Regions from separate parts of the Homo sapiens genome. Here regions 1 and 3 are each linked to region 2. A link is an interaction called in ENCODE POLR2A ChIA-PET data of the cell type or tissue named here. Cell type or tissue: PC-9. All regions are shown on one strand. Links, peaks and the distances in the headings refer to the core of each region. The heading gives the core; the rest is flanking DNA. Region 1 overlaps NME1-NME2 (NME1-NME2 readthrough). Region 2 overlaps ABCC3 (ATP binding cassette subfamily C member 3). Region 3 holds the start of MYCBPAP (MYCBP associated protein).

Evidence for each region. Peaks named below come from ENCODE experiments on the same cell type or tissue, not always from the same donor. Only the 100,000 strongest peaks of a DNase experiment are listed, where the experiment ranks them.
Region 1: POLR2A ChIA-PET joins it to region 2 with 16 read pairs; 2 of 35 experiments call an interaction of 5 or more read pairs at or near these places.
Region 3: POLR2A ChIA-PET joins it to region 2 with 26 read pairs; 6 of 35 experiments call an interaction of 5 or more read pairs at or near these places.

The regions. Positions count from the first base shown.
Region 1 is chr17:51,167,004-51,176,737 of GRCh38, reverse strand. It overlaps NME1-NME2 (NME1-NME2 readthrough), which reads right to left. Exons shown (of 9, transcript NR_037149.2): 7 at 8,395-8,496; 8 at 6,689-6,801; 9 at 4,994-5,251. It overlaps NME2 (NME/NM23 nucleoside diphosphate kinase 2), which reads right to left. Exons shown (of 5, transcript NM_002512.4): 3 at 8,395-8,496; 4 at 6,689-6,801; 5 at 4,994-5,251. The coding sequence ends at 5,134. Among named protein-coding and RNA genes, the nearest start is that of NME2, 5.5 kb to the right of the region's middle. RefSeq lists silencers at 5,303-5,503, 9,397-9,596. In PC-9, for the core only: CTCF peaks have their summits at 9,280 and 9,483 (motif pointing left); no DNase peak of the experiment used is centred there; H3K4me3 peaks cover 1,367 bases; H3K27ac peaks cover 711 bases.
Region 2 is chr17:50,658,891-50,668,642 of GRCh38, reverse strand. It overlaps ABCC3 (ATP binding cassette subfamily C member 3), which reads right to left. Exons shown (of 31, transcript NM_003786.4): 7 at 9,275-9,406; 8 at 7,529-7,720; 9 at 4,785-4,962; 10 at 4,532-4,693; 11 at 3,398-3,490; 12 at 886-1,089; 13 at 634-780; 14 at 126-213. Among named protein-coding and RNA genes, the nearest start is that of ABCC3, 29 kb to the right of the region's middle. RefSeq lists enhancers at 5,614-6,595, 6,258-7,457. In PC-9, for the core only: a CTCF peak has its summit at 7,311; DNase peaks (open chromatin) are centred at 6,652, 6,992 and 7,832; H3K4me3 peaks cover 1,401 bases; H3K27ac peaks cover 5,591 bases.
Region 3 is chr17:50,503,565-50,513,577 of GRCh38, reverse strand. It overlaps MYCBPAP (MYCBP associated protein), which reads right to left and starts at 5,139. Exons shown (of 19, transcript NM_032133.6): 1 at 4,828-5,139. The coding sequence starts at 4,903. RefSeq lists silencers at 2,083-2,172, 5,144-5,433 and enhancers at 2,273-2,472, 4,914-5,043, 5,064-5,123. In PC-9, for the core only: no CTCF peak of the experiment used is centred there; DNase peaks (open chromatin) are centred at 2,337 and 9,327; H3K4me3 peaks cover 1,581 bases; H3K27ac peaks cover 1,867 bases.

The DNA of each region.
Region 1 (9,734 bases), core at 1,735-9,734, 510 kb before region 2:
CTCTTGCCCTTAACATTAAAAGGGAATGCAAAGAAGCCCTCCTTTACCAACAGCTGGCTCTTTGGAAAATTATTCAACTTTTACTGCAGATGCAGTTGGTAGAGATTTTTATGAATTGGGAAACAATATGTAAGACAGTAATGAGATGGACTGGGCCTCTTCAGGGATTAATTTCACATAACGCATTCCAAGAAAAGAGCCTGATTTCTGCCCTGCTTTCTACCGTAAGTGGTTTGAACAGCTGCTGTAGTAAGCTGGAATTCCTAGGTGGGTGCTCATTTACTATCATGGTGATATATATATATATATATATATTTTTTTTTTTTTTTTTTTTTTTTTTGAGATGGAGTCTCACCCTGTCACCAGGCTGGAGAGCAGTGGCATGATCTTGGCTCACTGCAGCTTCTGCCTCCTGGGTTCAAGTGATTCTCCTGCCTCAGCCTCCCAAGTAGCTGGGAGTACAGGTGCACACCACCACACCCAGCTAATTTTTGTATTTTTAGTAGAGACGGGGTTTCACCATGTTGGCCAGGATGGTCTTGATCTCTTCACCTCGTGATCTGCCTGCCTCGGCGGCCTCCCAAAGTGCTGGGATTACAGGCATGAGCCACTGCACCCAGCATTTTTTTTTTTTTTTTTTTTTGAAATGGAGTCTCACTTTGTCACCTAGGCTGGAGTACAGTGGCGTGATCTCAGCTGACTGCAACCTCCATCTTCTGGGTTCTAGCAATTCTCCTGCCCCATCCTCCCAAGTAGCTGGGACTACAGGCACACGCCACCACGCCCGGCTAATTTTTGTATTTTTCAGTAGAGATGGGGGTTTCACCATATGGGCCAGGCTGGTCTTGAACTCCTGACCTCGTGATCTGTCCGCCTCAGCCTCCCAAAGTGCTGGGATTACAGGCATGAGCCACCGCGCCCAGCCACATGTATTTCTTTGAACCATTACATGCTTCTCGCGAAACTAGTTATGCCCAGAAACAAGTGTCTCAAGCTCAAGGGATGCTCCTGCCTTGTCCTCCCAAAGTGCTGGGATTACAGGCATGAGCCATTGCATCCAGCTAAGGTAATGCATTTTAAATAATAATGCACTTTTACTATTTTTTTTAAAAAAAAAAAGGTTTATTGAAAGCATGAGATGTTCTGAATGATATGTCATTTTCAGCCAGGCGCAGTGACTCATGCCTGTAATCCTAACACTTTGGAGGGCCAAGGTGGGCAGATTGCTTGAGACCAGCCTGGCCAACATGGTGAAACACCATCTCTACGAAAACTACAAAAATCACCTGGGCGTATTTGCACACACCTGTAGTCCCAGCTTCTTGGGTGGCTGAAGCACGAGAATCACTTGAACCCAGGAGGCAGAGGCTGCAGTAAACTGAGTGAACCACTGCTCTCCAGCCTGGGCGACAGAGCCGAGACTGTCTCTCAAATAAATAAATGAGTTGTTACTTTCACACACCTAGCTGGTGCAGGATTAGGACCTAAACTCTCCAGAGGCAGTACTTTTTTTTTTTTTTGAGACGGAGTTTTGCTCTTGTTGCCCAGGCTGGAGTGCAATGGCGCAATCTCGGCTCACTGCAATGTACACCTCCTGGGTTCAAGTGATTCCCCTGCCTCAGCCTCCCAAGTAGCTGGGATTACAGGCATGCACCATCATGCCCTGCTAATTTTGTATTTTTAGTGGAGACAGGGTTTCACCATATTGGTCAGGCTGGTCTCAACGCCTGACTTCAGGTGATCTGCCTGGCTCGGCCTCCCAAAGTGCTGGGATTACAGTTGTGAGCCACAGCGCCGGCCCAGAGGCAGTACTTTAAATCTCACCATAGTCTACTCTGTATTTCTCATTCAGTTCTAACAAATTGAGTCCTAACATCCAAAGCCTTACTCAGCTTTCACCACTACAGGTTGACGTCACTTACCCTCCAAACTCACTTCCTCACATCACTTGGGAAAGTAAAGACAGTTTAAAAAAAAAAAAAAAAAAAGGCCGGGCAAGGTGGCTTACACCTGTAATCCCAAGCACTTTGGGAGGCCAAGTCGGGTGGATCACAAAGTCAGGAGTTCAAGACCAGCCTGGCCAACATAGTGAAACCCCGTCTCTACTAAAAATGCAAAAAAATTAGCCGGGTGTGGTAGCGGGCACCTGTAATCCCAGCTACTCAGGAGGCGAGGCAGGAGAATCACTTGAACCTGAGAGGCAGAGGTTGCAGTAAGCCGAGATCGCACCACTGCACTCCAGCCCGGGCGACAGTGCGAGACTCCATCTCAAAAAGAAAAAAAAAAGGTAAAGCATAGTGGCCGTGGGCATGGAGTCTGAAGACAGCTATCGGGTTGGAAACTGGCTCCTCCTCCACGGCTAGTTATGTAACTTGGCTCAGTTTCCTCCGTTGTAAAATGGGGATACTGGTGCCAGCCACCCAAGAGTCATGAAGATGCAATGAATGCATGTATATAAAGTTCTTTGAACAGCCCTGGCAGAGTAAGCCCATGCTCTGCTGCTGCTCCTAACCGAGGTACCTCCACCAGCATGCATAAGTGTCACTGGTAGCACAGTGAAATGCAGGTGCTCAGGCCCTGCCCCAGACTCTTAAGATGTTAGTATTAAACTCTGCTTAACTGTGATGAGAATGTAGCATATATAAACATATATGAATTACATTTGAAATTGAGGAATGATTTTTAAAATAAACTTATCAATTGTTGACTAGTAACTAGAATCTTTACACATTTTTTTTGTACTAAAACATTAAAAGTATTTCTTACTTCATTCCAAAGGAAAATTGAGCTGTTTTCTCTCTACTCTGTCACTGACCTCAACACTTCTGACACTAGACATAGTGTCCAGCAGACACCAGCTGGGTGTCTTCAATTCTGATACTGTCTACCTGGAGTCAGATCCCATGGGTTAAGGACTCCGGCCCCCAAGACTGCCCGCATTTCAAATGCCAACTGCAAGCCCCAGGTTATGTCTTTGTTCTTCTGACCAATTGGCCATAAATTAAGGGTTCCCATGACCCCCTTCTTAGATTCAGTTAAGTTGCTAGAGAGTATCATAGAACTCAGAGAACTACTACTTACATGTATTGGTTTAATAAAGGATGTGGCTGGGCACAGTGGTGCGCATCTGTGATCCCAGCAACTCAAGAGGCTGAGTGGGGAGGACTGCTTGAGCCAGTTCAAAGCTTGGCCTGAACAACATAGCGAAACCCCCATCTCTAAAAAAATAAAGTATATAGATGGACCAGATGCATGGGGCAGGGTATGTGGAAAATGGCATGGAGCTACCCTCTCAGAGTGTACCACCCTCCAAGCACCTCAGCAATCTGGAAGCTCCCCAAACCCTATTCTGGGGTTTTATGGAGGCTTCATTACATAGGCATGATTGATGGCATAATTGGCCATTGGTGAGCAATTCAACCTTAGCCCCTCTCCTCTTCTTGGAGGTTGTAGGGAGGCTATCCAGGAGCCCCCACAGCCACCAGTCATATCATTAGCATATAAGAAACCTAACATTTGAGATTACAAGGATTTTAGGAGCTGTGTGCCAGGAACCAATGGCAGAGACCAAATACGTACTTATGTCACAATGTCATTGTCTAATATTTACCATAGCAGTATACATAAAAAGCATAGAATTGGCCGGGCGCAGTGGCTCACGCCTATAATCCCAGCACTTTGGGAAGCCGAGGCAGGTGGATCACAAGGTCAGGAGTTGAAGACCAGCCTGGCCAAGATAGTGAAACCCCACCTCTACTAAAAATACAAAAATTAGCTGGGTGTGGTGGCAGGCGCCTGTAAACCCAGCTACTCGGGATGCTGAGGCAGAGAATTGCTTGAACCCGGGAGGCAGAGATTGCAGCGAGCCAAGATCAGGCCACTGCACTCCAGCCTGGGCGACAGAGCAAGACTCCGTCTAAAAAAAAAAAAAAAGCATAGGATTGTTATATATAGGAGTGACATTTAGCTTTTACCAGTTTTTTATAGGAAATATAAATTTATAATTGATTGCAGGTGATAGTGCTACAAATGATTTGTATTGACAGGTGCTATTAACATTTTACAACTGTTCCAATCCAGCAAAATTAACCTCAAAAGCAGGAAATATGCCTCTAGCAACCACTCACTGCATCTAGCCCAGGAAACCAGCATGAATAAGTATCTCACCCCAGGGAAAAAAATTAAGGGGTAGGGTTGCAGAAATATGTACCAACTATAGGCCAAGCACTAGGTTAGCTGCATATACATAATTTCATTAACCTTGAATTACAGTGGTAGATATGTCCATTTCACAGATGTCTTTAGGCTTCCATTTCCTAATAAGTAACTTGCCCAATTTGTAATCAGCAGATACATAAATCTAGAGTATTTCCCTAGTCTGTATGTTTCACTCCAAGTTTCAACAAATCTTTCTTACAAGTGGCCAGGTGCAGCGGCTCAAACACCTGTAATCCCAACTACTCGGGAGGCTGAGGCACAAGAACCACTTGACCAACTAGGCTTGAGCCCAGAAGGTGGAGGTTTCAGTGAGCTGAGATCACGCCACTGCACTCCAGCCTGGGCGACAAAGCGAGACTCTGTCTCAAATAAATAAATAAATAGGCCGGGCGCGGTGGTTCACACCTGTAATCCCAGCACTTTGGGAGGCCAAGACGGGCAGATCACCTGAGATTGGGAGTACAAGACCAGCCTGACCAACATGGAGAAACCCCGTCTCTATTAAAAATACAAAATTAGCAGGGCGTGGTGGCACATGCCTGTAATCCCAGCTACTCAGGAGGCTGAGACAGGAGAATCGCTTGAACCCGGGAGGCAGAGGTTGTGGTGAGCTGAGATCGCGCCATTGCACTCCAGCCTGGGCAACAAGAGCGAAACTCCGTCAGGATCAGATCATTCTTTGACAAGCAGGATTGAGATGTACATAATGCTACTATAGCCAGAGAACCAAGTCACTTCTTTCAGCTCAGTATCAAATAAGCACAAGGAGACAGTGTCCGGCTTCCAAAAGCTTTATTGGCAAATATGCTCTATAAAAGAATGATCAATCCTGTTGCCTCTAAGTCAATGGAATGAAGAGCTGTGTCCAGGGACACACCACGCCGTGCTGAAGGAGACTGCTGTTGTGTCCACCTCTTATTCATAGACCCAGTCATGAGCACAAGACTTGTAGTCAACCAGTTCTTCAGGCTTAAACCATAGGCTGATTTCTTTTTCAGCACTTTTTACTGAATCACTGCCATGAATGATGTTCCTAAGAAAGAAAACAATTACAAGTTGCCATGTTTTAAAGTGCAAAAGTCTGTTTAATGGGTACCGCAATGGACAGCACTCCAGACTCTTTCAGCCAAATTGCCACTTGAAGCAACAGACCAATTTATACCCCCAAAGCATTTCCTTTTAAAAGCAGCTATACAACTGTAAAAGTGCTTGATTTAAAACATTCCTTGTTTCAACTGTATTATGCTTCCAAGTCTGGCCTCCCCATCAAAAGAGTGCTTGTACCCCAAGATTGCCGAAGACATAAAACACTCCTCCGCAAATTTTGGAAAATACAGTGATACTCAAACCCACTGCAGATCAACATCCCAACTAGATATGATGTGTTCATTATCATAGGCCAGCTCTGCTGCATTTTCTTATAACACTGATTTGCAAAGCCCAACCATGACATAACACTGCTTATTAATAAAAATCCCTTTATCCCACTTCAACCTCACAACTTTGTAAAGGTTTTGAACAGACTGTGTACAGGTGAGGGAATCAAAAGGTTAAGTGACACACCCATGGACAAAGTACTCATGGATGTGGCTAGAATGCTTCCCTTCTCCACACCTAGCATTTTTTGCTGTACTACACAGGAATTACCACTTATGGCTCCCTTGTTGTCTTGCTTAAAATTAAGTAACCTAGGGAAGAAGCTATGTGTGAAAGCTTTTTTTTTTTTTTTTTTGAGACGGAGTTTTGTTCTTGTTGCCCAGGCTGGAGTGCAGTGGCGTGATCTTAGCTCAATGCAGCCTCCACCTCCCAGGTTCAAGCGATTCTTCTGTCTCAGCCTCCTGAGTAGCTAGGATTACAGGCATGCACCACCATGCCCTAATTTTTTACTTTTAGTAGAGACGGGGTTCATGTTGGCCAGGCTCCAGGCTGGTCTCAAACTCCTGACTTCAGGTGATCCACCCATCTCGGCCTCCCAAAGTGCTGGGATTACAGGCGTAAACCCCTGGCCTGAAAGCTTTTATACAATGATATACCCAGCCTGAAAGTTTTTATACAATGATAATCACCAACTAAAAGTTCAGGCCAAGTGCGGTGGCTCATGTCTGTAATCCCAGCACCTTGGGGGGCCGAGGCAGGCGGATCACCTGAGGTCAGGAGTTTGAAACTAGCCTGGCCAACGTGGTGAAACCATCTCTACTAAAAATACAAAAATTAGCCGGGCGTGGCAGTGTGCACCTGTAATCCCAGCTATTTGGGAGGCTGCGGCAGGAGGATCGCTTGAACCCGGGAGGTGAAGGTTACAGTGAGCAGAGATGGCACCACTGCACTCCAGCTAGGCAGAAGGAGACTCCGTCTCAAGAAAAAAAAAAAAAAAAAAGGGCACAGATTCTTCTGAAAGTAGGATACGCCATGACGTCTGCTTTAAATGGTGTTGCATAAAAGTCATCCACCCTCCTGTCCCCGGACTTACCTGCCAACCTGAATGCAGAAGTCCCCACGAATGGTGCCTGGCTTTGAATCTGCTGGATTGGTCTCCCCAAGCATCACTCGGCCTGTCTTCACCACGTTCAGCCCCTCCCAGACCTCGAAAGTGTGAAAATGGATTTATAATCAGACCTGCCACTCAGGACAGGTAGGGTCTAACATTTACTCCTACCTGACACGACACATCAATGAGACCGATCAGTGACATGATTATCAGCTAACCCCAGCAGAGAGTAGGGGCCTATATAAAAACTGCATTCCAAACGTATTGCTAGGATTCAAAGAAAAGTCTGTCCAACTTGGGGACTTCCCAGTTTAGCTGAGACAGAGATAAACAATGTTGCAGAATCCTTATGCAGCCATCAACACAGAAGAACTGGTGAAGAAAGGAGAAAGTGGCCAGTCTGGAATAGGATCAGTGGGAAGGGCATCCCAGAAGACTGCTAGAAGAGGGAAAAGAAAGACTAACATGCTAGGGTAAGGATTCCAGGGAACAGCAGAAGGAAGAAAAAGGTGAACAGGAAATAGATCTACTTTCTCAACAATTTCACTGCCTCCCTATTTTACTCTCTCCAATTTTTTTTTTTTTTTTTTTTGAGACAGAGTCTTGTTCTGTTGCCCAGGCTGGAGTGCAGTGGCTCAGCTCACTGCAACCTCCTCCTCCTCCCAGTTTCAAGCAATTCTCCCACCTCAGCGTCCCGAGTAGCTGGGATTACAGGCACACGCCACCATGCCCAGCTAATTTTTGTATTTTTTTAGTAGAGATGGGGTTTCACCATGTTGGCCAGGCTGGTCTTGAACTCCTGACCTTGTAATGCACCCACCTCGGCCTCCCAAAGTGCTGGGATTACAGGTGTGAGCCACCTCGCCCAGCCACTCTCTCCTCATATTCTCTCCACTCCCAAATGGACATTAGCACCATCCAGAAGAAACTGCTTCTAGTATAGGATTGAGAACTTCTTACATCCTTACCTTTGAATTTTTCATGAGAAAATAGGATAAAGTTTTTTAATCTAGGAAACATTAAGGTCTAAAACACTTGTCAAACAGAAGAAATTGAGTATTATTTTTTTTTGAGATGGAGTCTTGCTGTCGCCCAGGCTGGAGTGCAGTGGCATGATCTCGGCTCACTGCAACCTCCGCCTCCCAAGTTCAAGCGATTCTCGTGCTTCAGCCCCCTGAGTAACTGGGATTAACTCCTGGCCTCAGGTGATCCACCCGCCTCAGCCTTCCAAAGCGCTGGGATTACAGGCATGAGCCACCAAGCCTGGCCCGAAAATTTACCACTCTTGCAGGCAGTGAGATTCTATTTAACCATAGAGACATGTACCTGAAAAAGTCCTTCCCATATCTTTTTTCTTTGTCGAGACAGAGTCTCGCTCTGTTGCCCAGGCTGGAGTGCAGTGGCACGATCTCGGCTCACTGCAACCTCCGCCTCCCAGGTTCAAGCAATTCTCCTACCTCAGCCTCCCAAGTAGCTGAGATTACAGCCGTGCACCACCACACCCAGCTAACATCCTTCCCATTTCTAAGGTCTGATTTGCTTTCTCCTCCCAAGCTCCTAGTTGCTCAGTTAAGTAACTTCAGCAGGTTCCATTCATAAAATAAAATTTAGATTAGCTGAGGGAGATGTCTAACAAAGAACACTGAGCACTTTTTCCTCATTTTCTCTCATTCCCCACGAGCACTCACCATGGCCACAACCGGCCCTGAGTTCATGTACTTCACCAGCCCAGGGAAGAATGGTCGGTCTTTCAGGTCAATGTAGTGCTGCTTCAGGTGTTCTTCAGAGGCCTGGCATTGGAGAGGAGGCACCAGTTAGGAGCTAAGCTGGAAAGACTCCAACCCATCCTCTGAACCTCCCATTAGCAAGTCCGGTTTTATATTCTAGCCCACGTTCCTAAGTGGTGTGTGGAAATATATATATATATACACACATATACACACACATAAATATTTTTTAAATCCCATCCAAACCATGAAACTAATGCCATTTTAACAGAAAGACTGTTCTTTTTTTGGTGTGTTGTTTTGGTTTGTTTTAGGAGACAGGGTCTCACTATCATCACCCAGGCTGGAATGCAGTGGCACAATGATGGCTCACTGCAGCCTCAACTTCCAGGGCTCAAGTGATTTTCCTACCTCAGCCTCCCAAGTAGCTGGAACTACAGATGCACTCAACCATGCCCAATTAATTTTTATTTATTTATTTATTTATTTGTAGAGACAGGGGCTTGCTATGTGGCTCAGGCTGATCTCCAACTCCTGGGCTCCACCCACCTCGGCCTCCCAAATTGCTGGGATTATAGGCGTGAGCCCCGCGCCTGGCCAAGACTGTTCTAATCGTAAAGACACCCTCATACCGTCAATGACATTAGGGGTTTTGTAAGCCTAAAAAGTAGGTGGTTTGAGGATCTAGATTTAGGGAATTAAATTTTGGCTGCAACTGAAGTACATATGTCAGGTCATCTGCCTGGCAGAGGTCATGTTAAACTCCCCTGGGCTACTCACAATGCCCTTTTAAATATTTCAGATAATAACTGAGAACATTCTCTTCACCGATGAGCCTGGTTGAATTTCAGTACTTAGATTCTTACCCGTAAGTGTAGGGATTCAGATCTGTGCCCCAAATTTAATGTGGAAAATACACTCACTACCCTATGCTAAAGGAGGAGCACCGCACTGGAACTCGGAGTTTCAGACTAAAGCAAAGGAGATTCCAAGCCTCCATTCTGTGCCTAGGTGGACCCGAGTGGGCAGGCGCAGGGGGTCTGGGGCCCGGGGTTTTTCCGCTCCCTGCTGCCCCCCTGCGGCGGGTGGGCAGGTAGCGGCCCGCGGGAAGGAACCCAAACCCGGAGGGCGAGTCACGCTACCAGCGCTTCACCTTCCCAAGGGCGTCTGTCCCCACCACCCCGGGAAAGGGTCGGCGGGCCCAAGCCGCCGTGGGCGGGGGCAGAGGGCAAAGGGATTTCGCGGCAGCGAAATGAACTCGGAAAGCAGACGCGGACAAACCGCCGCCGGGAGGGAAAAAC
Region 2 (9,752 bases), core at 1,753-9,752:
AGTCGAAGCAGATGTGAACAGAGGAAGAAGAAAAGGGGTCAGGAGAGAACAAAGGAAAAGCTTGAAACAGAGGTTTTTCTGGAGCAAGGACTGGGGCAGGCAGCCCAGGTAGGGGCTCTCTAGACCTGGGGAGATGGTCTTTCTTTCCACACTCTGGGGGTCAAGTTCCTCTTGGCTCAGGAATTGCTGGATCCGTTTCAGAGACACACTGGCCTACGGGAGGATGTGAGTCAGCCCTAGAGACTGTACTTTCCCAACCCCCAACCCCTACCCTCGCCCCATCCCCAGCATCCTGGGCTAGGCAGGACCCCCTGAGGGCCCAGACACTAGCACTGGGGTCCCTCCCACGACTGAGTCTTCCATGGCTCCCACTGCCCAAAGAGAAAGTCCAGGTTGGTAAGAGGAGGCTATCTACAGAACTCAGGTTTCCAGACACCCGACCTGACCACCTGTGACTCCAAATGACCCCTGACCTTAATGACCTCATTCAACCTTGAATAGCTCTTCATAATGCTAGCAACCTTCCCTGAATCCAATAACTCCCCCTGATTATCCCTTGCCCTAAGTGACCCTTCCCTGACCCCAACAACCTGTTCCAACTCCAGTAGAGCCCCCAGCCCTACCCAGGGTTACCTGAGTCAGGTTGCTGATTAACTGGGGCAGCATGTTGAGGGGAAGTCTTAAGATATTAAACAAGGACACAGACACAAAGGCCTTCTCGGCGTCCAGCACATTGTTTGGGTCCACGTACACGTACACCCAGAGGGTGATCAGGGTCACCTGAGCAGCGTGGAGGTGGTGTCAGGGTAGAGTCCAATGAGCCCTGGCCATGCCTGGGCACCCAGAGCCCTGGAGGCAGGGACCCAGCCCTGTGCCAAGCCTCACCAGGAAGGGGCTGCACATCCAGGTGAAGGTGGTTGTGGTGTGGAGGTAGGCCGCCGTGCGCAGCAGCTGGAGCTCACCCTGCCTGATGCCCTCCACCTGCTTCAGGAAGCTGGGCTCCCAGGCGTACAGCTTCAGCACCTTGATGCCGTTCAGGATCTCACTCATCAGCTTGATGCGCGAGTCCTTCAATTTCATTTGCTTTACCTGTGCAGGCAGAAAGAGTGTCAGTGGCACACCTGCTCCCTCCCCTGACCTCCTGCTCACAGGGTCCTACCTTCCATCCATTCTCATCCATTGCAGCCATTCCACGCTGCCCACCATTCCTTCTCACAACTCCTTGCTGGGCCTGTGCTGTGCCTTGGCCTGGAATGCACAGCCCCTGCCTCCCTGTGTCCTCTGCCTGACAAGATCCATCTCCACCCTCAGTGCCACTGCACCGGCCTCCCCAGGCAGCATCCTCTGTCCCCTGCCCTGGGTTTCTTCTCCTACTACTTCTTTTTCTTCTTCTTATTATTATTGCTAGTATTATTTATTTTAGAGATGGTGCCTCACTGTGTTGCCCAGGCTGGACTGCAGTGGTACAATCATAGCTCACTGCAGCCTCAAACTCCTGGGCTCCTTTGATCCTCCTGTCTCAGCCTCCTGACTAGCTGGAACTACAGGCATGAACAACCATGCCCAGCTAATTTTTAAATTTTTTTGTAGGGACGAGGTCTCACTCTGTTGCCCAGGCTGATTTCAAACTCCTGGCCTCATGTGATCCTCCCACCTTGGCCTCCCCAAGTGCTGGGATTACAGGTGTGAGCCACCACACCTGGTCCCCTTCCCTGGGTTTCTAAAGCACATTGCACTTTCCTTTTGTTCCATAACCATTCCTTTACATATATGTTTCTCTAATCAGACTGTGAGCTTCCTGAGGGGATGGACTATTTATTTCTCTTTGTTCTCCAAGACCTTAGCCCAAGGTGTGGCACACCAGATTAATGTATTCATTCAACCCCTATTTATGGAGTGCCTACTATGTGCCAGGCCATGGGCTACGTGTAGAATTTGTCACGATGAATTCAGACAAGGCCCCTGCCATGATACAGCTGACGATCTGATGGGGGAGGCATACAATAAGCAAACAATGATCTGAATAAATGCTTAATTATTAATCATTATGTGTGTTCTGATGGGAAATCACAGGATCCTGTAAGAAAGTAATGAGGTGATGGCAGGGAAACTAACTTAGACTGAGACTGGGCAGTCAGGGTGGACTTCTGGAGGAAGTGACTTTTTTTTTTGAGACGGAGTTTCGCTCTTGTTGCCCAGGTGGGAGTGCAATGGCGCGATCTTGGCTCACCGCAACCTCTGCCTCCTGGATTCAAGGGATTCTCCTGCCTCAGACTCCAGAGTAGCTGGGATTACAGGCATGTGCCACCATGCCCGGCTAATTTTGTATTTTTAGTAGAGACGGGGTTTCTCCATGTTGGTCTGGCTGGTCTCGATCTCCCAACCTCAGGTGATCCACCTGCCTCGGCCTCCCAAAGCTCTGGGATTACAGGCATGAGCCACCGTGCCCAGCCGAGGAAGTGACTTCAATGCCGAGAGGTAAGGGAAGGAAAGGAGTTAGGCAGGCAAGAGGGGGATGACAAGCATTCCAGGCAGAGGGAATAGTATATGTGGTGGCCCCTAGAGGTACCCTGAGCTTGGTGCTGTGGAGAAAAGAAAGAAGACCAGACTGGCTGAAACTTGGCCAGTCCGCAGGGGGTGAGGACTTGCAAGGTAAGCAGAAGCCTGCTGAGTCTTCTTAGGGGGTTTGTCATTTTTCCTATGGGCAGTGGGAAGCTAGTAGACTTCAATAGGCCAGGTGTGATGGCTCACACCTGTAATCCCAGCACTTTGGGAGGCTAAGATGAACGGATCACCTGAGGTCAGGAGTTTGAGACCAGCCTGGCCAACATGGTGAAACCCCATCTCTACTAAAAAAAAAAATACAAAAATAAGCCGGGTGTGGTGGCATGTGCCTGTAGTCCCAGCTACTAGGGAGGCTGAGGCAGGAAGATCGCTTGAACCCGGGAGGCAGAGGTTGCAGTGAGCCGAGATCATGCCACTGCATTCCAGCATGGGTGACAGAACGAGACCCTGTCTCAAAAAAAAAAAAAAAGAAAAAAAACACTTCAAGAAATGTTTGCAAATAGTAGACTGAGTGACTGGCTATTCATGCTTAGCACAGTGCAGCGGGAAAACTCCTTGTTAGACCAGGATAGTCAGGTTTGAGTCCCAGCCCTGCCTGATTCTGGACTGCCATTATTTCTCTAAGCGTTGGTCTTCTGCTACAAAATGAGAATGTCAGTAAAACCCTCTGAGAGCTGTGAGGGAAGAGTGAGCTATGGTTTCTGCAAATGGCTAGTAGCCATCCATACTCAGGAAGCAAGGTAGTTGGGAGGCCCCAAGGTTAGTGGACACCTTCCCCCAGGCAGCCGGCCGGGTGCTGCAGGCAGGAGGATGCACCTCTGACAGCACCTACCTGGAAGGCGCGCATCTTCACGGCCACAGCTCCGTTGAGTGGAATCAGCAAGACCATGAAAGCGACTCCAGCCAGGACAGAGGGACCTAGGTTCTGAGGAGGCACCGGTGGATAGATGACACATAGGGACAGATTACCAAAGTCTACAGAGAGAACCCAACAGGCAAACAGAGGCCTGTTAACTTGAAATGTGTAGATGGGCAGGAAGCAAAAGATGGTGGTTGGCCAAACAGATAGAAAGTCAGAATGACCACAACATTTGTAGAAGCAGCCAGCCATTAGATAACGACGACAGGGACAGACAGCAGATATAGAAGGGTGTCCAGACACACAGGAAGGCAAATATAGACGATGACAGCCAGAGTCACACCCACCTCCCTCCAAGACTTTCTTTCCTCCCTGGCTTCTGCAGGAAGGATAGCAACAGATGTTGGGAAGATTCCTTTGCAGACATCAGCATCCTCGAAGTCCTATCCCTCCATCCCCACCAATGCCTAGGGAAGCTCTTGTGTCAATTCTTTTTTTTTTTTTTTTTTTTTTTTTGAGACAGAGTCTTGCTCTGTCACCCAGGCTAGAGTGCAGTGGTATGATCTCGGCTCACTGCAACCTCTGCCTCCTGGGTTCAAGCGATTCTCCTGCCTCAGCCTCCTGAGTAGCTGTGACTACAGGCACCCGCCACCACGTCTGGCTAATTTTTGTATTTTTAGTAGAGATGGGGTTTCACCATCCTGGCCGGGCTGGTCTCGAACTCCTGACCTCGTGATCCACCCGCCTTGGTCTCCCAAAATGCTGGGATTACAGGCGTGAGCCACCGTGCCCAGCCAGCTCTTGTGTCAATTCTATATCCCCTCTGCTAACCCAGAATAACCCTCCTTCTTTTTTTCTGTTTTCTTTGTTTCTTTTTAGAGACAAGGTCTTGCTATGTTGCCCAGGCTGGAGTGTGGTGGCTATTCGCAGGCACAATCGTGGCGCACTGCAGCCAGAACTCTTGGGCTCAAGTGATCCTCTTGCCTCAGCCGCCTGAGCAGCTGGGACTACAAGCATGTGCCATGCTCCCAGTTCCAGAATAATCCTCTCTTGCCACTTCTGCAGCATGTCAGAGGAAGGAGGCAGAGGTCAGGGTTGGAGAGTCACCTGCCAGAGGAAGTAGATCGCCAGGATGATCTGCAGGGGTGCTGACCACAGCAGATTGAGGAAGGGGGCAAGGTCCATGAAGCGCTGGGCATCCACTGACATGAGGTTGACAATTTCCCCCACAGTGGACGCACGTTTGACTGAGTTGGTGATAACCAGAGCCTGCAGGTAGACAGTAGTGGGTGGACTTGGCTGCGAGCCTCTTGCAAGCTGCCCAGGGCCAGCCTTTCCCCTGGGCCCTGCTCCAGCTGACCTTCCTGTAGATGACACCCATGATCCCAGTACGAAACTTCACCCCAGTCACAAAGATGTAGTGGTAATAGTGTTGTAAGATCAGCGACTGCATCATGGAGCACAGGAACATCAGCCCAGCCACCAGGAAGCCCCACCAGGAGGGGGCCATGGGGTTGGAGATAAACCTGATCAGGATGCTGTGGGGAGGAGAGAGGAGTGAGGTGGGCAGTGCTGCCCCCATGGCTGCTCCCTCCTCTGCTGCCCTTTGCTTTTACCCGCAGTCTCCACTGCACCCCTGGCCTCTGAAACCTCCACCCCCTCCAACCTCTTGGGCCAGGGAGGGTCAACCCAGTACTGCCTCAAGACCACGACCTCCTGGCTCCACTCTGCCTTCACCTCGTTCTCTATCCACCATGGACCCTGCTGCACGCCCTATCGATGACGCTCTCACCACCAGCCTCACCTGCCTGCCTTCTTACCTCCTGACATATGGCGGGAAGAAATGCCACGTTTCCATTGACTGGACTTCCCTGCTCCTTCTCCTAGGCTGCTGGGGGCTCTAGATTCCGCCACATGACCACAAAGACTCTTGCCGCTCAAATCCACCTTTCCAAACTCAGTGGCCCCCAGCACTGCCTAGCAACCTTCTCTAGGTCCCTAATCCGCCCCCGCTCTTGGGGCCTTCTTCACCTCTCTTCTCTTCCCTTCAGGCCCATCCCAGCCCCCCACCCCTCTCAGCAGCTACCTGCCTTCTTGCTTAGCCACCCATTGAGAACTCCCTGCCACCCACAAACTCCTTGCCACTCACAAACTGCCCTCCAGTGGCTTGTCCTCCTTTTTCTGGTGCTCAGGCTGTCGGAGGCTGCCCCTGCCCCCGAGCCCTGGCCTTCCTCTGCCTCCTCAGGAACTTGCTGCGCTGTTGCCCCCTTTGCCGCTGAGCTTCACCCTGGCCACCTCTGCTGGAAGCTCTACACCTTCACCTATTGACATGACCGAGTCTCTTCATTGTTGGGACACTCTCCTCTCGACTACATGGAGCCCTCCAGCCATAATCATAGCCAGGCCTCCCCTTCTGTGATAGCTTAAGTTGTGTCTCCCAGAAAGATATGTTCAGCTCCCAACACCTGGTACCTGTGAACGTGGCCTCATTTGGTGAGGTCATATTGGAGTAGGGTGGGCCCCAGTGGCCCCAGCCCAGTGACTGGTGTCTCTCTCTCTCTTTTTTTTTTTTTTTTTTTTTGAGACAGGGTCTCTCTCTGTCACCTAGACTGGAGTGCGGTGGTGCCATCACAGCTCACGGCAGCCTCAACCTCTCAGGCTCAGGCAGTCTTCCCACCTCAGCCTCTTGAGTAGCTAGGACTCTAGGCGTATGCCACCAGGCCTGGCTAATATCTTAACTTTTTTGTAGAGACAGGGTCTTGCTATGTTGCTCAGGCTGGTCTCAAACTCTTGGGCTCGAGAGTTTGACTTCCAGCTAGCTGGGAATCTCCCCTTGGAGGACCCACCAGCACCACTGGCCCCACATGACCAGACTCCATCCACCACCTTGCCCCCCACCCAGCCTCCTCCTCCCACCGAGCCCATCAGCTCAGCAAAAGATCCATCGTCCTCCAGTTACCCAGGCCAGCACCCAGGTTGCCTGGCACTCCTCTGTCTCTCTGGCGCACACGCCCATCTCCCAAATTGCTCCTGAATACTTGTCTCATTCCTGGCCTGGACTCCATCTGACCGGGTTGGCCCACTTCCATCCAGCCACCCTGCCCTACATCCCCCACACTCCTGGCAGGAGATCCTTGAAGCCAGATGCCCCTCCCTGGCTCAGATCTTTCAAGGATATCCTTAGCTCTCCCTCTCTCTGTTTTCCTGCCCCTCCCTCTCGTTGCCATTTCCTCTGCCACTCAGAAACACCTGAGTCATGCTGTTTCAGGGCTTTGTGACTAAGCTGAGGCTGAACTTTCCCCTGTTTCTTCACCTACTTGTCTCTCCAAATTCGTTGACCTCCCAAGCCAGTGGGTGCTTCCTGCTGCATCCCAGGCTGGCTTCTTTGCCCCTCCCGGGGTTTTCCAGACACCCGAGAACACTTCTGCCCCCACTGAATTCTAATTGATTTACACGCTGGTTTCTCCCATAAGACATCAAGACCCTGTCTTATTGAACTCTGTATCCCTAGTATCGAGCACCATTCTGGTACCCTGGAGGTTCAATAAATGTTTGCTGAACAAATTAATGCATGCACGGAGGGGCAAGGAGGTGGGGACTTAGCTACTAGGCAGCTCTCCTTCCCACCCTCTCATTTGAGAGCTCGTTCTAGTCCAAGCCATTCCTGAGACAGATGTTAGAGCCTGATGGTGGGGACAGAGCACCTCAGTCGGAGCTCAGAGTCCTGGACTCAGACCTGATTCCTTCTTTGCTGTGTGCCCTTGGCCAAGTCACTTCACCTCTCTGAGTTCCTGCTTTCTCATCTGTGACATGGGAATGGGGCAATTCCGCATAGGATTGTTGGGAAGATTTAAAGACCCAATGCTTGTTAACGTACACACCACGGTGCCCGGCACATAGTATATGCACAGCAATTCTAAGTTGAATGTGAGTGAGGAAACAAGTCAGGCAATGCCACTTGCCAAAGGTCACACAGAAAGTGGAGCTAGCCTCCCTGGTTCCTGGTCTGGGGTTCTTTTCACTGTACGTTGTTCCTTCCTCTGGGCTAGCCAGCCAGCCCTGCTGCCCAGGGCAGGGCTATAGTGAGCCGGAGTGTGGAGAGACCTGAGCAGCTGTGGATTGATGAAGGAGAGCAGGTCCTGGATAAGCTTGAAGCAGGCACTGATGAGGAAGCTGGAGCCGAAGGTGGCCAGCAGGGCCTTCAGGAAGGAGGGCTTCCGGGGCCTGGGCCGGGCACCCAGCAGCACCTCGTCCTCGCCGGAGGCATTTTTCCCAGGTGCTGCTGAAGCCTTGTGTCTGGTCCAGGGAGGAAGGAGCAGTGGGTTAGGAATGGGGACAGGGGCTCCAGGAAGCCAAGGGCTAGGCTGGGCTGGCTAGGAGTGAGGAGGAGGAAGGAGCTGTTTTCTTGGCTCTCAGAGCTGGGAGGGGAACAGACAGCATAAGAATTGCACAAGCGACTCTGTCCTCAGCTGCCAGAGGGCATCTGAAGGGGTGGCCAGACTGCTACCACAAGGACTCTAAAACCCAGCTATCCCCCCAGTCTGGCCCTCTCCCCGCCTCCCCAGTGCTGGCTCCAGGGAGGACGCCAAGAGGGAAGGTAGATAAGATCAAGGATGGCTGTTGGTACAGCCACCGGGCAGCTGAACAGGGAGGGGGTGGAGTGGCATGGAGGGACTGAGAGGGGGTGCAGCAGGCAGACTGGGGGCCCATAGGTCTTCGTGGAGGCTCCAAGCCATGAAAGCCAGGATACTGCTAACCATGCCCAGCCCCAGGCTCCTCCAACAGCTGGTGACAACCGGAAGCTCCGGGCTGAGCAAACATTGAACTCCTAGGCCTGGATTGTGGATGGGAGGAGGGAGGGTTCAATCCTGGGGTCAGAATTGGGTGGAGAAAGATGATGCTCAGCGTCAGCTCTCTTGGTGAGGCAGTTGGCCAGAGACAGGTTTGTGGTCCTTGATAAGAGGCTGACAGTGGGAAGACCCCTCAGGGGAAGATCATCTCATTCAGCCGCCGCCTCCAGACAGGAGGAGGCAGAATTGGCAGGGGTGTGCTGGCTCCTGGCCCTGGAATCAGCCCTCTCAGTCAGGCAGGGTGGTGCAGTGATATGAGGAGAACCTCTGGGGCCAGCCGGCTCCATGTGGATTCCAGCTCTGCCACCACCAACTTGGGGACCCTGGGAGGCCCTCTGTTAAATTTCTGTGCTTCGGTGTCTCCATCTGTTTTTGTTGTTGTTGAGAAAAGGTCTCACTCTATTGCCCAGACTGGAGTACAGTGGCACAATCTCAGCTCACTATAGCCTTGACCTCTTGGGCTCAAATGATCCTCCCACCTCAGCCTCTCAAGTAGCTGGGACTACAGGTGCACACCACCATGCCCGGCTCATCTTGTTTATTTTTTGTAGAGACAAGGTCTCACTATATTGCCCAGGCTGGTCTTGAACTCTTGGACTCAAGCAATCCTCCTGCCTTGGCATCTCAAAGTGTTAGGATTACAGCTGTGAGCCACCACACCCGGCCCCAGTGTCCCCATCTGTAACACAGGGACACTTGAACCTACCCTTTAGGGCTGTTGAAAAATTAAGTGAGTTTATTTATATCCTTAGGATGGGACCTGGGATGGAGTAGTTGCTCCAAAGTGCCAGCCATTCTCCTGCCCCCACCAGAGCTGGGAGAACTAGCGCCATCCAGGCCTAAGCTTCCCATAGAATGGTCCCGAGGCTGCCAAGAAATCACCTGGTCCTGCTCTGCTTGCCACCCCAGCAATGCCGCCCTCCAAGGTCTACCAGCGTCCTCTGCAGGAGATCTGGGGTAAGCGAAGGGGCTGGGTGTTGGGGCAAGGGGAGGGCCTCACCGTGCCGTCTGCTTTTCCTGCTTCCTCCATGCCTCCAGCAGCTGCTGCACCACCATCTGGGATCTGTCCTCTTCCTTTAGGGACCAGAGGTCCTTCTCCTCCAGGGGATGCCGGTAGCCATAGATGGCCATCCTGGGGGGAGGTGAAGCCCGGCAGGCAGCCCCGCAGAGGGTCAGGGTTTAGCAGCCTGGAGCCAAGGGTCAGTGTCTCCAGGGCCCCAGGGTCTCCAGAAAGGAGGGTCTCCCTCGGGCACTGTGACCATGAAAGGTGTCTCCTTCATTTCCTCAGTGAATAGGCTTGAGGTCACTGGCTCTCCCTCCGAAGTTCCTACCACTACCCCCTTCTCCTCCTCCTCCCCAGGTGTCCCATCTCCTCCCCACCCCAGGCCCTGGTGATGGAATCCACGCTGCCTGGGGCCCTGGGTGAGGACGAGGCCTGGGCAATTTGGCCCCAGCCTCGGGTGCTTCCTCAGTGCTGT
Region 3 (10,013 bases), core at 2,014-10,013, 160 kb after region 2:
AGTGATAGAGAAGCTAATCTTTCATGTTTGCTTTAGATTGAAATAGTAAAACTCTGGTCTAAGGTTATTCTGAGAAAGTTATCTTTAATGTAGTCCAATAAATGCTCTGTTACTGCATACAGTCAGGGAGTGGTATGTTCTAGTTATTAAAATATTCATTAAAATGATATATACATCTTTTTTTTTTTCTTGAGATGGAGTCTCACTCTGTCCCCCAGGCTGGAGTGCAGTGGTGTGATCTCAGCTCACTGCAACCTCCGCCTCCCGGGCTCAAGTGATTCTCCTGCCTCGGCCTCCCGAGTAGCTGGGAATACAGGCATGCGCCACCATGCCCAGCTTTTTTTTTTTTTTTTTTTTTTGAGATGGAGTTTCACTCTTGTTGCCCAGGCTAGAGTATAATGGCGTGATCTCGGCTCACTGCAATCTCTGCCTCCCAGGTTCAAGCGATTCTCCTGCCTCAGCCTCCCAAGTAGTTGGGATTACAGGCATGCACCAACATGCCTGGCTAACTTTTTGTATTTTTAGTAGAGGCTGGGTTTCACCATGTTGGCTAGGCTGGTCTTGAACTCCTGGCCTCATATGATCCACCTGCCTCAGCCTCCCAAAGTCCTGGGATTACAGGCATGAGCCACCGCACCCGGCCGCCCAACTATTTTTTGTATGTTTTGTAGAGACAGGGTTTCACCATGTTGGCCAGGCTGGTCTCAAACTCCTGACCTCAGGTGATCTGCCCACCTCGGCCTCCCAAAGTGCTGGGATTAGAGGCATGAGCCAGTGCGCCCAGGGATATATATGTATCTTAAAGTTAAATTGCTCCTCGAGAGTGCTTACCAAGCCCCTTCTATGTGCTATAAACTACAAAGATGGTATAAAAGGTTAAGATATGGCTCCTTCTCTTGAGGTACTGAAAAATGTGACAGGAACACACACCAATCATAGCTAGAGGAGTTCCTACATTTGCGGTACAGGCAATAGGTTTGGTTAGACATCAAAAAAGGAACAGATCCATGTGGATTACACAGTTCAGGGCTCTGAAGAAGTGTTCAGAGGAACAGCTGCAGAGGTGGCTCCACAGGCTGAGGCAGGCTGCAAAGGAGAGGCAAGCTTTGCACAGGTACAGCGGCAAACCAAGATGCTCCAGGTGAAGTCAAAGTCCAAGCAAAGCAAGGGGCAGGGCTGAGCATGGCACGTGAGTGGCACGATAACACAGAAAACTTGCTGGGGGGCCGGGCGCGGTGGCTCACGCCTGTAATCCCAGCACTTTGGGAGGCCGAGGCAGGTGGATCACGAAGTCAGGAGATCGAGACCATCCTGGCTAACACAGTGAAACCCCGTCTCTACTAAAAATACAAAAATATTAGCCAGGCGTGGTGGCGGGCACCTGTAGTCCCAGCTACTCGGGAGGCTGAGGCAGGAGAATGGCGTGAACACGGGAGGCAGAGCTTGCAGTGAGCCGAGTTTGCACCACTGCACTCCAGAGCCTGGGCGACAGAGCAAGACTCCGTCTCAAAAAAAAAAAAAAAAGAAAACTTGCTGGGGAGGTGGAGAGGTGGTGATGTTGGGGATGAGAGGGAAACCAGGGCATGACAGCTTTGTAAAGCATGGCTCAGGCATCTGATCTTTGGTTCAGGGGAGTGAGTTGATGACAGGTGCATTTCAGAATGATTCATCAGATGAAGAGAGCCAGATGGACCGGAGAGGCAGAGGCAAGCTGGGGAGACCAGGGAAGGAAGAGCCCCAGGGATCATTTTAGGACCTGCAGGAAGACTCCACAGGGCTGAGGTATGTCTGACTACTGAGCCTATACAGGCCCAGCTCTTTCTGGTTCTTTGGTCTGGAATCCCAAGCTGATAGGGCTCCTAGTGAGCCACCCAGCTGACATTTCTCCCTTGATGCTGACAGTGAGGGGTAAAAGAGACCACCCCGCTTGCACGGGGTAGTCAGTCTCTTGTCGGAGCTGGACCAGAGGGCTGGAAGCAAGGTGCTCAGGTGGGGGTAGGAAGCGAGATACGGAGCGGGGAAACTATGGAGGGAGAAGAAACCCGGACTCTATTTCTTCTGCTTCTTGTTTTATCTAAGTATTATTCGTTTTTAGTGTTGATTAAAGTCTTTGGGAAATTCTGACCTTAGGGTTGGGCTGGGGGAACCATGGAGGGGCTGTCCCTACTAGGGCAGAGCTTTAATTGGTTGGGGAGGGGAATCTAATATTGCTAGGAGGGTTCTTGGTTTCTTAGCAACAAGACAGCGGTGGGGAGGTGGTGCATAGCAGGAAGGGAGGGTACTAGGACTCAAAAGGGCTCTCAGGTCCCGAGAAACAGGTTTAAGTCACTATTTTTGCTTTCCTTTTTGCTTATGAGTCAGAGACTTTGGAGAAACATCGCACAAGGTTACAAAATGACACTGGGTCATTAGCTGCCTTGTATGGGGGCTGGGGGAGAGTACTGCTCTACAACATTAGAGGCTCCCCTGAGATATTTTTAAAAAGATATCTTGCATGCTAAACACTTCATTTTTTTTCCCTCCTCACTCTGGTGCATGTTCTTAACTCAAGGGTTAATTAACAAACTAAATTTTCTGCTTATTAAAAATAAATATGCAGTGAAAAATCTTTCCTTGATTTGTTTACAGCAGTTCAAATCTGATACGATCTCCCAGAAACTATGTGAGCAGGAGGCAGTGGCTAGGAAAGCCCTTGACTGCCCTTGTGAAAGGAGACCAGATATTCCCTCTCTCTCAACTATTAAAAAGTATGTCACGGGCCAGGCACGGTGGCTCATGCCTGTAATCCCAGCACTTTGGGAGGCCAAGGTGGGAGGATCGCTTGAGCCCAGGAGTTTAAGACCAGCCTGGGCAACTTGTCTCTACAAAAAAAAAAAAAAAAAAAATTTGCCAGGCATGGTGGTGTGCACCTGTAATACTAGCAACTTGGGAGGCTGAGGCAGGAGGTTCACTTGAGCCCAGAAGTTCAAGACTATAGTGACCTATGACTGTACCACGGCACTCCATCCCGGGTGACAGAGCGAGGCCCTGTCTCAAAATACATATATATATATATATATATATATATATATATATATACACACACACACACACACACACACACATATATACACATATACATAATATATATAAAATACATACATATATATATATAGTATGTCATAAAACAGCATTGGACTTTTATTTTTTTAATAATGGGGGTCTCACTGTGTTGCCCAGTCTGGAATGCAGTGGCTATTCACAGGTGTGATCATAAACTCCTGGCCTGGAACAATCCTCCTGCCACAGCCTCCTGAGCAGCTGAGACTGCAGATGTGCACCACCATGCCCGGCTCAACGTTGGACTTTTATACGTGAAGAAACATAAAGCCATACTGAAAAGCGACTAAGCTCCTGTTAGTTTTCTGAGGGTCCCCTCTCCTCACAATGAGCTTTCACAACTCTGAGGCTGGGTCTCCCCAGGGCCTGCAAGAGCACATCCAGGCTTTCTGACCTAGTACATAAAGCCCTTTCATGGTCTGGCCCCTGACCTACCCACCTGTGCAGCCTCTTCTGGTTCCCACATTTACAGTTCCATAAACTCATGCTGCTTCCTAGACCTAGAGAAGCAAACCTCTCCTTTTTTTTCTTGTCTGCCATAGATGTCACCTTCTTCAGAAGACGTACCCCTACAACCATCCCTGGTCTGGCTCAGGTGCTCTGAGCCCCCTTAAGCCCGATGGGCACCTACATCACAGCATTTGTATTTCTACCTTTGTCAGGTTACTCCTCCAGGTGTTCATTAGACTGAGTTTCTTGAGGACCAGGGTCACACAGTTAATACCGATACCCTTCTGGTGAGCCACAGTACCACACAAAATCAGCTCTCAGTAAACAAAAATAGGCTGGGCGCAGTGGTCCATGCCTGGAATCCTAGCAGTCTGTGAGGCCGAGGCAGGAGGATCGCTTGAGGCCAAGAATTTGACACTAGCTGGGGCAACACAGCGAGAGCCCTGTTTACAAACACACACACACACACACACACACACACACACACACACAGAAAAAAAAAGCTAAAAATTAAATTTAAAAATAAATAAATGGAAACAGCCAAAAAAGATCAAAAGGGGGTGGGTTGCAAGTGAGAACATGTCCATGGAAGTCAGTCCGCTATCAGACGCCCTGTGGCTCTCCCAGGTGCAACCAGAAGAAAGCTGTAGAGGGTAGGAAGCAGTCATATCTAGCGATTCTTTCCAGGCTAAAGGAGCTGGATAAGTGTCATCCAGCTGGAAAGTGCACGTGGTAGGAAAAGGCAGTCAAAAAGAGAACTAGCCAAGCAAGGCCTTTCTTCTGGGTTTTTCCAGCAGGAATCCTAAGTGACGCCTGCCCCGCTCCCCGACCCTCCTCTACCAAATAATCCCATCAAGGTGGCTGGTTTCAACACTTCATTCTTTCCTCTTCCCAAGGACCCCAATTCCTGGCCCTTCTACCCTTAAACTCTTTCCTGGCTCTTCTGCACTTCATCCAGTCCGGGGATCCTGCCTCCTGCATGCCACCCTAAGATGTGGTTAGAGGTAGCGCAAGGCCATCTCCCCAGCCAGTGGTCCCTGAGGCCCCTCTGTCAGTCTCCCACTTCCTATGTCCCCATCCCCAAGGCCCAGTGCGCTGTAGGCTCTTCCTGCCTTGCCCCCCATCCCTAAGGGTCCTATGCCCAGTACCCCACTTCCCCGTGATCTTTCCTCCATCCCTGGTGCCATCCCCATCCTCCAGGCCCCGTGTCCTGAACTCTTTCCGGGGACCGCTTCCCCTCTCGGGTTCTCCCGAGCGCCCAAGGCAGCCAGCGCCAACCTTTGACATTCTCTGAGGCCTCTAATAATCTGGTCGGAGTTATTCTGAGGCGGGAATCCTTCTTTAGAGACTTCATGGTGCCGCCCGGCACCATGAAACGTTGCCCTGCACCGCCGGCCCAGAGACACCGAGGCTGCGCCGCACCCGCCAGCCAACGGCCGCCACTGCGTCCACAGCAACCGGTGCCCCGCGCGGGGGCGCGCATCCACCGATCAACTTGGGCGGAGACGGCTTGGAAACCTCCTTCTTCATCGGGCCGCGCACGCGCCCGCCGCCGGCGGCTTCAAGAGCGACGGACCCCTAGAAAGCCCTGCGGGCCCGGCCTGTGACGCCACAGGCGGCGCCGACGAGCGCCGTGACGTCACCAGCCGGGCGGGGCGGGGCGGGGGACCCGGGCGAGGACCCCCGCGAGTTGCGGGAGCCGAGGGCTGGGTGGGAGTGGCTGGCTGGTAGGGGTGCATGACCCGCCTCGCCCCGCCCTGCTGCTAGGCCACGGGGGGCGGGTGGGGCGTCGGGGGTGCCAGCCCCTGCTTCCCGCCTTCCTCGACTAAGGCCACATCCTGTCGAGGGACCTCCCTCTGCCCCCCTCACAGCGGTTCTGGGGGGGGATCGGGCCTTTCAGGACGTGCTGAAACCCCTTCGTGGCGTACCGTAGGTTTTAGGTGTCCCTGCCTGCCGTCCCCAACTCGCACCAACGCGCCTGGAGACCTCCCGGGTCCACGCTCGCTGCAGCCACTTTGGCCTTTCATCACTTCCCAAACCAGCCAAAACTTTTGCCCTGACTTGGGGCATTCTCACAGTCCTTGGAGATGCTGCCTCTGATTATTTTAAGTTTATAAACGCACCCGCTTTTTTCGCCTTCCCCTGGAGCCCTGAGGCATTCTGGGATTATTTCGGTTTTTTGTGTAGTTGCCTATTGTCAAACTGGCTCTCAGAATGTATGAGAGCAGGAGCTGCCTCAGGCCCTGCCCCCAACCCAAAGTTTAGCACTAGTAGTCAGGCAGTAAATTGTACCTCAAATAGTGAAGGGGTTCTAGAGCCAGACAATTGGGTTCTAATCCCAGCTATGTCGGCTTGTTAGCTGTGTGTTCTTGAGCCAATGCCTTGACCTAGAGAGCCGGTTTTCTCTGCTGGGCACAGTGGTTCAGGCCTACAATCCTAGTGCTTTAGAAGGCTGAGGCAGGAGGATTGGTTGAGGCCAGGAGTTCAAAATTGACCTGAGCAACGTAGGGAGACTCCATTCTAAAAAAAAAAAAAAATTTTTTTTTTTTTTTTTTTGAGACGGAGTCTTGCTCTGTGCCCAAGCTGGAGTGTAGTGGTGCCATCTCGGCTCACTGCAACCTCTGCCTCCCAGGTTCAAGCGATTCTCCTGCCTCAGCCTCCTGAGTAGCTGGGATTACAGACGAGTGCCACCATGCCTGGCTAAGTTTTGTATTTTTAGTAGAGATGGGGTTTCACCAGTTGGTCAGGCTGGTCTCGAACTCCTGACCTCGTGATCTGCCCGCCTCGGCCTCCCAAAGTGCTAGGATTACAGGCGTGAGCCACCGTGCCTAGCCTAAAAAAATTTTTTTTTAATTAGCTGGCTTTGGTGGCCCACACCTGTAGTCTTAGCTACTCTGGAGGCTAAGGCAGGAAGATTGCTTGAGCCCAGGAGGTCCAGGCTGCAGTGAGCTCTGATTGCACCACTGTACTCCAGCCTGGGCAACAAAGTGAGATCCCCATCTCATACATCCATACATACATATATACATACATAAAATGGAGGTCATAATGCTGCTCTCACAAGGCCACTGCCAGGGTTAAATGAATATGTATGTATTTCTTTTTCTTAGCGAGTATCTCACTCTGTTGCCCAGGTTGGAGTGCAGTGGCACAATCATAGCTCACTGCAGCTTCAAACTCCTGAGCTTAAATGATCCTGCTGCCTTAGCCTTCCGAGTAGCTGGGACTACAGGCATGTGCCACTGCACCCAGCTAATTATTAAATTTTTTGTAGAGACAGGGTCTTGCTATGTTGTTCAGGCTGGTCTTGAACTCGTGGGCTTAAGCGATCCTCCCGCCTTGGCCTCTCAAAGTGTTGGGATTACAAGCATGAGCCACCTCACCTGGCCTGAGTGTGCATTTAAACTACGAAACAGGGTGCCCTCCATAAACTGTAGTATCTTCTCAGTCAATTCTCAAAATCATGCTGGGGTTGAAGGGAGGGGACACATTATAAGCCCATTTTACAAACGGAGAAACTGAGCTCCAGAGAGAAGGGTGTAATGTCACCTGACTAGCGGGAAGCACAAATTGAACCTGGTTTTCTAAAGTCCAAGGCCAGGGCTCTTTGAACCCTGTCTCCTGGGACATTTCTGAGTTTGCAAGAGCTGCCCCAGACAGCGGAGGAGCTAGAGACGATGCCAGCAGTGCTGGTGAATCCCTGAGTTCCCTGTGTGTTGCCCGTTGCTGGGTCCTGCTCCAGGGCCATGGCCCCTTCTTCACACTGCTCTAGACCTTGCTCTCCTTATGACTGAGGCATCCTCCACGGACAGCCCCTCTCCTGCTCTCCGAGGCCCAGGCTCTGGCTTCCCTCTACCCTCTAGAGAATCCCCAGTTCCGTTTACTTCGCGACTGAGCACTTATGATCCAGCAGGCTAGGTGCTGTGCCATGTGGGTCCTCCAGGAAGCAAGCACTGAGATGAACATAGGACCGCAAGAGGTTTATTGCGGAGAGAGGGGGTAGTGGCAAGGCCGGTGAGGGAGAGGAAGCAGGAAAGGGCTGGGAGAGCCTCAGACTGTGCTGCAGATCTAACAAAGTCTTGGCCAACCCAGCATGTCCTCTGGGCAAAGAATGTTTGTTAGAAGTTGTCAGCTAACTGCCCTCCTTGAGGGTGAATGGCAAGTTCTTTCTTGAAGGGAGACAGGAATGGCTCACCTCCGTGGCTGTCCCAGAAGCTCTGTAAGATATGGAGGAAAATAAGAAACATTTCCTCTTGCCCTCTAGGAGCTCAGAGTCCACTCTAGAGCAAAAGACAAACGCTCATGAAACTCTAATCCGTGCACCCAGTTTCAGGAAGAAGGCCTTTTAACTTTGGGAAGTTACACAGCTTGTGGGTGGCATGTTTGGGAGCAGGACAGAGGCTTGGGGATTGTGACGGGAGGGTTTGGTGACCAAAGGACAAGGGAAGAAGCAGGTAGGGGAGTATGTGGTCAGGCAGGCATGCAACCTGGCTGGGCTCTGCCACCAGCCCCTGAGTGACCTTGGACAGGTCTCACCCCCTGTCTGTGTCCCAGTATCACCATCTGCATCATGACATGAAGGGGTCCAGACCAGATCAGAGCTGCTTCACCTTTTGAGAAGCCAATCAAACCTAGGAATCTTCTCCTGAGAAACGTGCATTTGACTTTTTTTAAAACTGTTGTAAAATACACATAACATAAAAGTCACCATTTTAATATATTCAACTGAGTGACATTTAGTACACACACAATGTAGTGCCACCATCACCACTACCTACACTACCTACATCCAGAATGTTTTCATCATCCCCAAAGGAAACCCTCTACCAGTCATTCCCCAGCCCCGACCCCCATCCCCTAACAATCGCTAAGCTCCTTTCTGTCTTTACTGATTTGCCTATTCTTGATACTTCATATCAATGGAATCATACAATATTTGGCCTTTTCTGTCTGTTTTTTTTTTTTTCACTTAACACGTATCAGTGACTCCATTCCTTTTCGTGGCTGAATAATATTTCGTTTATGGGTATACTGTATTTTGTTTATCCATACATTTGCACATCTGATTTTGCACATGACTTTGTATTCAATTCCAGAGATTCCCTGAAGCTCACTGATGTGCGACTGGGGTGGGGGTAGAAGAAGGTCAGAGTGCTTTAGACACAAAGTGGGGTCATTTGAAAGTAGATTTCCAACTCTAATGTGTGAGCTCATGGGGTAGTCATTAGCTGCAATTTAGGAACCACAGACTGGATATGAGGGGGGCCTTCTTAGAGGAGGTAGCACTTCTTAGAGGAGGTGGGCCACTAAATAAAGAGTTCAATGGGTAGTTCAGGGGGCAGGTACTCCAGGTGAGGACACAGAAGGTACAAAGGCCTGGAGGGGGCTGGGCATGATGGCTTGTGCCTATAATCCCAACACTTCGGGAGGCTGAGGCAGGAGGATCACTTGAGCCCAGGAGTTTGAGACCAGCCCGGGCAACATAGTGAGACCCCGTCTCTACAAAAAAATTTCTAAAAATTAGCCAGATGTGGTGCCATGCCCTTGTGGTCCTAGCTACTCAAGAGAGTGAGGTGGATGCATTGCTTGAGCCTGGGAGGTCGAGGCTGCAGTGAGCTGTGATTGCGCCACTGCACTTCAGCCTAGGGTGACAGAGCAAGACTCTGTCTCAAAAAAAAAAAAAAAAAAAAAAGCCCAGTGTGTGTAAAGCACAAGCTCAGATGACAGCATCGCTTCACCAGCATAGCTCCCGCAGTCTCCTCCCAGCGCCACAACTCTGAGCAACTTCCTGGAGCCCAGGGAGGAGGAGGTGGTGGCTAGGTTGACAGAGGACACGGCATAAATTATTGCTTCATGTCTCTGTTTATTTCCACCCATCCAGGTGCTGAGCATGTCGTCAGCTACTCCTAAACAGCCTCCCTAAATAGAAAGCGCATTTCCTCCACAGACCGCATCATCCATTTCCCAGGGACAGCCACCCTCCTAAAGACTGAGGCTCGGGGTCATCTATTCTCCAGCCCCTCACATCTGATCCCCCTCCCGGTTCATCCTGCCACTCTGTCTCACTTTCGCATACCCACCTGGCCTGCTCCCCTATTGTTTCCATTGTGCCTCCCCAACCAGGTCTGACCACCCCCACACATAGCTGGCTGATGCCCCTCACATCTGCCCTCACCCACTCACATCTGGCAGCTGCACCCCTTAAACAATGCATCACATCACTGCCCTCCTTACTACAACCTTGCTCAGCTCACACTCAGCAGGAATCTCACATTCTTCTTAGCCCCAAACACAGGACACAGCTGGACTCTGCTCCCAGAATGGACTGACTTCAGCTTCAGGGATGACACAGAGACTCTGGGACCTTCTTAGGAAGGACACAAGGAGGGATTTTCAGAGGCTTTGGAGTACAGTGTGTGTTTGCTTCTCAACTTTGCCCCCACTTGGGCTGTCTGCTTTAGAGT